2 separate regions of the Mus musculus genome follow, and region 2 is linked to region 1. The links are chromatin loops, found by intact Hi-C in ENCODE. Cell type or tissue: heart. All regions are shown on one strand. Region 1 has its middle 14 kb from the start of Ccdc90b. Region 2 overlaps Dlg2 (discs large MAGUK scaffold protein 2).

Region 1 (5,000 bases):
ATTCATTTTTCATTAATGTTTGTTGTTTCTATTTTAGGTATTGTATATAGGCCTGATGTGATCACACATGCACACATACTTCTTTCTCTCCTTTCAGTCTTTTGGGTATACACCTAAGAGTGTAATTGTAGGGTTATATGATAATCCTGTTTAAATTGTGGAGAAAAGATCCGTTCTCCTGGCCACTCCAATTGGATATAGTTGTATGTTTGGTAATAAAGAAAACAACATCTATCTATCTATCTATCTATCTATCTATCTATCTATCTATCTATCTATCTATCTACCTATCTCTATCTCTCTCTCTCTCTGTGTGTGTGTTTCATGTTCACATGTGGGTGAGGACATCTTTGTGAATTGGTTCTCTGGTTCTCTCTTTCCTCTATGGGATCCACGGATGAGACTCAAATCACAGGCTTGCACAAATAAGTGCTTTACCTGCTGAGCCATAGTTTGTATCTATCTACTATTATGTGCTTTTCCATTCATTTTCATTAATGTTTGTTGTTTCTTAGCCATAGTTTGTATAGTTTTAGCTTTATTTTGGAATGTTTAAACCTGACGCATCCTTTATAGTTACATCACTAATTACAGTTATTCTACCAATTATAATGACCTCAGTGAGGCAGATACTGACATGAGGATTTAAAGGAATAGAACCTAGGATTCTTGGGGCATGGACTCCTATGTCTAAGACAACAATGCTAAGCAGCAATGATTTCTTCCAGTATATAGACGAATAAACTGAGACCCAAGAGGATAAAGCACTTGTTTAGTACCACACAACTTTTGTGGGTGGGATTTAAAGCTTTGAATGTCTGACTCCAGAAAAGATCTTTTTCCTATTCTGTATGACCTTGCTCAAGAATTCCCTACGCTGTTGTCATCCATTGTGTTGCTGGGTTTTAGGATTTCTACAGTGAGCTAGAGTCATATAGGATAAGGGGATCTCAACTAAGAAAATCCCTCCGTCAGATTGGCCTGAGAGAGGGCCTAGCCTACTAGGGGTGATGTCACCCCTAGGGCAAGCAGTCCTGAGCTGTATAAGAAAGCAAGCCGAGCAAGTCAGGGGAGCAAAGCCAGTAAACAGCTTCCCTCCATGGTCTCTGCTTTAAGCTCCTGTCTTGAGTTTTGGCCCTGGCTTCCCTTGATAGACTGTAAGCTGTAAGCTAAATAAATGCTTTCCTCTCCAGGCTGATTTTGGTCGGAGTTTTATTATACTGATAGGAAGCAAACTATATACTGGGGAACATTTAGCTCAACTGAGAATCATATAATTCCAGTCCTAGATCAGTAGAATAGGGATGCTGGCTCCATTTGGATTTTTTACCTAACATTTAACTGATAATTATGGTTTTGTGGCAGAGCCACATTATACAGCCTAAGATGACACAGAAGGAAGTGCATTGAGAAATCATTACTGAAAGAGCTGATATTTACTTATCGAAGACACAGATATGATGAGGGCATTCCAATATCAGTGCTTATGAGAATGTATAAAAGCCATACACAAGAGAATTAGAAACACAGGAAACTGCGGCACTCAAAACTGCTGTGGGTGAAGGAGGGGAGAAGGGATGATATGAGACACTAAAAGTAGCCTGAAATAGAAGACTTTTTTATGCTGTGGGATGGTCCTGAAGATGATCCTTCATTCTGAAGTGGTGCTATTTCCTCCAGAAGTCAGCTCTGTGGTACAGAAACATCAGCAGGACTGTGAACCTCTTCAAGCATTCTGTGGATCTTTGTGTTGGTATATTAGAAGTGACAATCACCAGAATCACAGAATGTCCATACTGTGATACAATAAGCCCTTAAGGGATGGACTTAGAGACACAAAGTGGAAAGACTAAAAGGTCTCTAAACTTCAAAACCATGCGTTAGTCTTGAAATGCAGATGTGCAGAACAGGGGCTCTGTAAAAAGCTTGGGAAAGATCTTTATGTCCAGTTAGGATGACAGCTGAGGACTTCTGCTGCAGGATTGCTACAGAAATAGCAAGGTAAAAGGGTTTTACTTAAATATGCCTTTCTATCACACTGCGATGGTTGCATTGAGTTTATGAATAGACATGCTTTTAAAAAGTCACAGTTGCTCTTAGCAAATATATTCCATAACTTGGGTTTGTTTATCCTCAATTTTAAAAGCCATTTTAAGATCCAAAACATTGAATCTTACGGGTAAGATTGAGGGGGTCCAGCACAGCATACCAGTTATACAGCTTGCCATAGAAAATGGGATTGAGTAAAGCATTTCTCCCATGATCAAGGTCTTGATGGGTATAGTCAAGGTCTTATGTTGCTCTGTCTGTCAAATGGGTGCCAAAATGTCAGCATGGCTTCTGACAAGAGCCAGCTCTTCAGATGATGGGCATATGAAAAGGGGTTGGTTGTTTGAATAGGGGACGACCCTCACAGGCTTGTGTGTTGAAGGCTTTGTTCCCCTTCATGGTTTTGTTTTAGAAGGTGCTGTAAATTTTTAGTAGGTGAAACCAAGTTGGAGGAAGGGACTCACTGGAGGCATGTGCTTGAGGCTTTATATTTCTCTCCCCTCTTCCTGTCTGTCTCTCTCTGCTTTCTGGCTGCTTGCAGTGAGCAGCTTTGGTCTATCATATTCTTCTAGGATGATGTTCTCCCTCACCACAGCCTGGAAATGGCAGGGCTGGCTGACCATGCACTGAAACCACGAGTCCACATAAATCCCTCCTCCTTCCAAATTAGTTCTCTCAGATATGCATCATGGTAATGAGACTCTAATACATTAGTCTTCTTGGTTTCAGTTTATCCAAATAATTATCTAGACTCCTTAAATTTCTTAGAACATTACAGAGGAGAACTAGAATTCTTGCCCTTTTGGAGTGTAGATACCATGCCTCTGTAGTATGAAGCCTATGGCCCAGGAGCACAGCAGTTTCTTCAGAGAAAATTCTAAGAAGAGGAGCATATCTTTCAAACAATATTCCTTTTGCTTACAAAAAGATCAAACTGCACTTATTGTAATTGAGGGATGATGGTTCCAATTGCAGCAGAGTGGAAAGCTCCATCCTCCTTCTTTTGCTGACACAAATAGAATTGCTATGAAGGTGGAATAGCGCTTCTAGAACAGCTTGCTTGTGAGCTGGTCCTTTTTATAGCGTGCTTAGGGTTAGGTTGCCAACCTCTGGAGGTCTACCTTCTTTACTGCTGCACTCTTTGTTACTCACCCACAGCACAAACCCAGATCCCAGCATAGTACTCATATATAATGCTGAGCATTGGGATTTGAAACTATTCTTGTCAGAGGCTCAATATTTGTCAGATGTGTCACAGGGTAGATGATGTAGAGCATCTGCCAAGCAGTCTGTTTACAAAAGCAGAGTGAGGACATCAGCCCTTCTACAGTAGAGTTACCAGGGGAGTAAGAGAGGACTCTAGGAAGGAAACGAACCACATGCTGAGCAATGGCTGTTCTAGACACTATGCAGATATTTCCCAGATGATATTCAGGGTAGTTGGAGCCCAGTGGACAAAAATGACATGGAAGTGTTTGGGAATCAGCTATGTAAGCACTCCATTGAGGCTGTGCTGAAGTCCTGAAATCCATATCGTGGTGTGCTGCCTCTGGGATGGGGAATAGTAAAGGCCAGCCAAAGTAGCCAGACCAAAGCAGACTCCAACAATGATGGCCACTTGTGAATAGTTGGGGAAAACTTTGACAAAGGTGGTAGCAGAAGCTCGGGGATGGGGTGGTCTAGGAATATATTTCCTTCCCTCTTGTAAAGCACTGTGGGAATGGACCCGGGGAACAGTAATAGAAAGAAAGAGTAAGACTCTAGAGCCTACAGGATCTTCTGCTCCTCTGGACTTCCTTTGAGGGGAGGAGGATTATTTAGAGGGTTTTAAAGATGCATTTTTTTGGGGGGGTTTAATATCATCATGGCCACCTAGTGGAGAGGGCAGAGTAGGTTGAAAGGAAGGTATGGGTGATTAGCACACTACACGCTTTGGAAGACATTTTCATGTTAACCACTGTTGAGTTGCGAGGTAGAAACAAATTTTTATGAAACAAAGCTGCATTGTACAGCGTTGTTACAACTTGTCTTTTGGAGTGATTGGAAATGGTATTAAAATGTGACCAGGCTTCTTTTTTCCAACTTTTTGATATATTCTGCTTTCTAGCTCTGACACAGATATATTAATAATTGAGGTGATAAGGTCTGGAACCAAACCTTTCAAAAGTTGAAGGAAAATTAACTTCCTTATAAATTGTGTGATGTTGAACAAATTATTTAAGCTTATTGTGTCCATTTCTTCATCTTGAGACGAGAGTGAGCAGCTCACTAACCTCTGGGGTTGTTGTAAGGACCACGTGAGTTCTGGAGGCTCAGCACAGGGTCTGACACAGAAAAAGCTCTTGCTAAGTGTTAGAATTATTGCCATTATTTTTATTATTCTATTTCACTGACTTCCCAGATGGTAGGAAAACAAGCTGTAAGCTCTGAAGTGTCATTATGTTTTACTCCAGTCATCAAAATGAGGTTGAATTTTCTCTAATTCTGTGTCTAAAAGCCTCAAGGGGAAAGCCTTGCAGATCACTTGAGTTTGATTTCGTTCATGCCCCTAACCAACATGGTCCAGTGGTCCATCTCTGTGAAAACATCTCAGGTGAAACACTCCGCTATCTCTATAAAACTTGCTTTGACCTATGGCTGTGATACAAATACAAGGACCACCAGGATGAGTCCTTGGCCATTTAGAAGAGAGAAGGTAGAACTTTAGGGTTCCAGGGTGATGCTGCAAGGAGAGGCATGCTAGTGGATCCTAGTGGGTAGCTACATTTTTTTTTAAAGCAACTGCTGAGACCTTTGGGACCTCTGCATTTGAGTGTCCTATATAGCATCATATCACACACATTGAAGTAAGAAACAAATAAACATAAGGGAAATATTGTGACTAATCAGGCTGGATAAGTGCATGTATAAAGAAGTATGGAAATAAGGATGGCTGACCCTTGGGGGCCTAA
Region 2 (5,000 bases), 230 kb after region 1:
TGCCAGTGGCAGGGCGCTTCATTCCACTTAAAGAAAGGGCTGCCCTACTTGGAAACCCCAACTACTTCTCTTCATGTACTTAAAGACTTATGCAAACCGGAGACTGACAGAGTTTTAAGCTCTAAATCAATCAATCAATCAATCAATCAATCAATCAATCAATCAATCAAACCAGTTCTCAGTAGAGAAATGTAAAGATCTGCTCTAGTGAGCAGAAAACAAAGGAGCTAGTTCACTTCTATGTCTAGAAGCCTGTAGACACTTCCTGCTTTACTAAAGTAGGGTGTATCCAGAACTTAAACCTATAACCTCACAAAAGGGCAAGAAGGCCCAGAGGTACTGAAGGCCTTTCCAGGACTGCGAGCACCTCTCCTTTTCCTTGATACACTGTTGGTCAGGAACATCAATCGGCCCACCACAGCTGTCTGGCCTCTGTGAGTTCCAGAAGCAGAGCTATTGATGTCCACACACACACACACACACACACACACACACATACACACACACACACACGTCTCATAGTCTCAGAATTCACACATGAAGCCATGTCAGTAAATGCATTCATGCAATATTGTCTAGGGCTCTATGGTACAGACAGTTGGTGTCCAATATTCATTCTTCTCACCTCTGGGTCACCATAACAATTTGGGCAATGCCCTTAGAAAAGTATCTAACTGCCTATTTAAAGCACATATCTAAAATTGTCTAGTTGCTTTAAATATTTACATATAACCTCACAGTATATATCAGAAACAAGTTCATATTTCCTCAAATATGTATGACAATGTTTATAGCAGCTTTAATTACAGTAGGTCCCAGTTGGAAATCATACAAGTGCTTTTCAACAGAACAATACATGGTAGAAGGTGAGAACAAACTCCCTATGTTTGTCCTGTGACCACTTGTGCTGTTGCATATGTTGTACTTATGAAAAAGACTGATAGATCAAGTTGTAAACTAGAGTAGACTAACAAAATGTAAGAAAATATGAAAGGCTCTTAAAACATTATATTTCATCAAATAAACCAGATAGAGATACATGAACAAAAACTGTATAGGCTAATTCACATGATTAGGCCAGTCTGTAGAGTGAAGTTTAGAATAGTGGTTATCCTTCAGAGTCGGGGTAAGGCTATGGATTGGCCCTGGGAATTGGAAAGTTCTGCATGGTGTGATTTTGTAGAAGTACATTTTTACTAAAATCCACTGATCTGTATATTTCATTACGTAATCACACGTCAGCTAAATACATCAGGGCTGCCTTCAGAAATTACATCTGGCTCTAACTCAGCCTGAGGGAGAGTTGGCAATGCTTTCTGTTACAACAGCAGGCTAATAGAAGGAGCGTTTCTTTCTTATTTATAGCTCTATGTTTATAATTTCAAATGTAACACACCAGGTTGGAATTCTGTTATACAACCAAGGGTCACTAATTAGTTCTTTTTTTCTTCTTCAACACAGCTGACTCCTCAACAACTGCAGATAAGAATTCTCTACAAGCTTTCATTCTGAAGCCCCTGGTGTTCAGGGAGTTTCTGCCAACAGAGCAACAGCAAGAGGAGCAGCCAGCACATCCAAAGAGCTCCCTTTAAAGTACACTACTAAGACTAGGCATGGTATGCACGCCTTTAATCCCTCTACTCGGGATGCAGAGGTAGGTGTTAACTGTGCAATAGAGGCCAGCCTTGTCTCCATTGTGAGCTCCAGGCTAGAGCTACAGCTCTAGCTATAGAGTGAGATCTTCTCTTAAAATCAACAGATAAATAAAACAAGAAAATAATGAAGTAGAATATGAAACCTTGGCAAGTTCTCTCTATGTTTCATGCTAATATTTATATCAAATCATAGGAACTAAATCAGAGAAGAAAGTGACCAATGAGAAGCTGGCAAGACGAGTTCTTCCCTTGGTCCAGTGTGTTCCAGGGTATACAGAGCCTAAATTATAAGAACATAGGAAGCATCCTGATCCAGACAGTCCTCAGTCCCAGGCACGTCCTATTACCCCAACACCCAAGTCTCAGAGCGAAGATAAGTGCTTTGTGCCTGACATGCCCCAGCAGGGCCCCAGATACTTCCCTGTCCTTGGCCCAACAGGTTTATTGCTAATGAGAAATCTGGCTCTGCTGCTCTTTCCTGGCTCCCAGTGCAGGCAGAGCAGATGGAGGAGCCTTGGGAGCTGGAGGTGACAGAACGTTGAGCTTTTCCATTAAGCTGGCTTGATTTCTACGCCGCTCAGATGAAATCGTACAAGAAACTACCTTCAGGAAATCATTTAACAGTTGGGATTAAGCCCCTAAGTAGGAACACATTCTCCAATACTGGCAATACTGGGAGTGTCTAAGAAAGAGCACACAAAGCTCTTTGCATACACACTCCATTCTCCCTACTCCCACTTTTATTCTCTGTGCCACCCCTGTGTTGAAAAATACTAGATATTTTAAACGGTTACCAGCACTGGAGTTAAACAAAGCCAAGAAACAAAAGAAGAGAAGCTTGGAAAATAGAAATATAATCCATTTCTATTCCCAAAGAAAGAAAATCCTAGTGAACAAGCTATACTGGCACCACAGGGCATTCTGTTAGATTTTCGTACGTTGACACTACCTCTTATAAGCAATAAAATGAGGTGTTGTTGCCGAGGACTGCCACATGGACCCTGGTTATGTATGTAATGCTCTGTGAGACATGTTGTAAGCTATAAATCATTCAACCCCTAGCAAAGCTGATTCCTTCACAAGAGCTGCTGCTTTCATTGACACTTCAACCCCAGTGTCTTTACAAGGTAGGTGGAAGATAGACAGTTCCACAATCAGAAGGTCCTCTAACCAGATCTGAGCTTTATCTGATTGATTAGGCTTTGTTATGTGTGGGTTATGTGTGAATATGCACATGTGTGTAAGGTGCACTTGCCTGTGCAGATGTGTGTGGTCAAAGGCTGACAGTGACATGATCTATTTAACTGCTTCTCAATCTTCATTCTTGTGACTGGGTCTCTTATTATTCCTGCTTGCAATTTCAGCTACTCTGGTTGGTCAGCAAGACCTCAAAAGCCCCTCCCTTAGCACTGGAGTTACAGGGCTGTGGCACTTTGCTCAACCTTTATGTGTATAAATACACTGAGTCGTCTTCTTGACCCCCATGGGGACATTCCAAACCTGAGAACAGTAGATCCCTAAGACCTGCGTCTCTATTCTTTACAGCTCTCCTAAGATACCAGTTAAGATGACTCAGAGTTAGTAGACCAAAAGAGATTTTAGAGATGGCCTTGTCGTGTTTATATAGTCTTTACTAAAAAGACAGACCGACAGACATATGCAAGCCAGAAATGGAAGAACAGGGTCACAAAGTGCACAGCAACACACCAATCTGCATCAAGACAGGCAGTAGAATATGTCTCCTGTGAGACATGACTGGGAATACAGCAAAAGGAAGTAGGTAAGTCATGCAACCACCAGGACATCTAACTAACACATACAACAAATACAAACACATACACAAATACAACATACACACAAAAACACACATAACACACACTTAAATGCATACTACAGACATACATACATGCACACACACACACACATAAATATACATACACATAACACACATTCTTTTTCTCTTTAACAAGTACATGTACCATATTACAACACAAAACATGCAACAACACTTTACACAATGCACCAAAGAGAAAAAGGTCAAGTAACATATAAAGGCAGGCCTATCAGAGTTACACCAGACTTTTCACCAGAGACTATGAAAGCCAGAAGATCCTGGACAGATGTTATACAGACACTAAGAGAACACTAATGCCAGCCCAGGCTACTATACCCAGCCAAACTTTCAATTACCATAGATGGAGAAACCAAAGTATTCCACCACGAAACCAAATTCACACATTATCTTTCCATGAATCCAGCCCTTCAAAAGATAACAACAACAACAACAACAACAACAACAACAACAAAACCCAATACAAGGACAGAAACCACGTCCTAGAAAAAGTAAGAAAGTAATCCTTCAACAAACCTAAAAGAAGACAGCCATAAAAACAGAATGCCAACTTAAACAACAAAAATAATAGGAAGCAACAATTACTTTTCCTTAATATCTCTTAATATCAATGGACTCAACTCCCCAATAAAAAGACATAGACTAACAGACTGGCTACACAAACAGGACCCAACAATTTGCTGCTTACAGGAAACCCATCTCAGAGAAAAAGACAGACACTACCTCAGAATGAAAGGCTGGAAAACAATTTTCCAAGCATATGGTCTGAAGAAACAAGCTGGAGTAGCCAATCTAATATCTAATAAAATCGACTTCCAACCCAAAGTCATCAAAAAAGACAAGGAGGGGCACTTCATACTCATCAAAGGTAAAATCTTCCAAGAGGAACTCTCAATTCTGAATATCTATGCTCCAAATACAAGGGCAGCCACATTCATTAAAGAAACTTTAGTAAAGCTCAAAGCACACATTTCACCTCACACAATAATAGGGAGAGTCTTCAACACACCACTTTAATCAATGGACAGATCGTGGAAACAGAAACTAAACAGGGACACAGTGAAATTAACAGAAGTTATTAAATGAATGGATCTAACAGATATCTACAGAACAATTTATCCTAAAACAAAAGGATATACCTTCTTCTCAGCAGCTCATGGCACCTTCTCCAAAATTGACTATATAATTGGTCACAAAACAGGCCTCAACAGATACAAAAATACTGAAATTGTCCCATGCATCCTATCAGATCACGATGGACTAAGGCTGATCTTCAATAACAACGTAAATAATAGAAAGCCAACCTTCACGTGGAAACTGAACAGCACTCTTCTCAATGATACCTTGGTCAAGGAAGGAATAAAGAAAGGAATTAATGACTTTTTAGAATTTAATGAAAGTGAAGGCACAACATACCCAAACTTATGGGACACAATGAAAGCATTTCTAAGAGGAAAACTCATGGCTCTGAGTGCCTCCAAAAAGAAACTAAA

What was found. A loop is a pair of places that touch in the nucleus more often than their neighbours do. Peaks named below come from ENCODE experiments on the same cell type or tissue, not always from the same donor. Only the 100,000 strongest peaks of a DNase experiment are listed, where the experiment ranks them.
Region 2: a loop joins it to region 1, with 3 times the contacts of the local background. A loop is called at or near these places in 6 of 42 quality-filtered maps.

Annotation. Positions count from the first base shown.
Region 1 is chr7:92,545,056-92,550,055 of GRCm38, reverse strand. No RefSeq gene overlaps it. Among named protein-coding and RNA genes, the nearest start is that of Ccdc90b, 14 kb to the left of the region's middle. In heart, no CTCF peak of the experiment used is centred here; no DNase peak of the experiment used is centred here.
Region 2 is chr7:92,313,703-92,318,702 of GRCm38, reverse strand. The region is part of intron 14 of Dlg2 (discs large MAGUK scaffold protein 2); the gene reads right to left. Among named protein-coding and RNA genes, the nearest start is that of 4930567K12Rik, 200 kb to the right of the region's middle. In heart, no CTCF peak of the experiment used is centred here; a DNase peak (open chromatin) is centred at 2,062.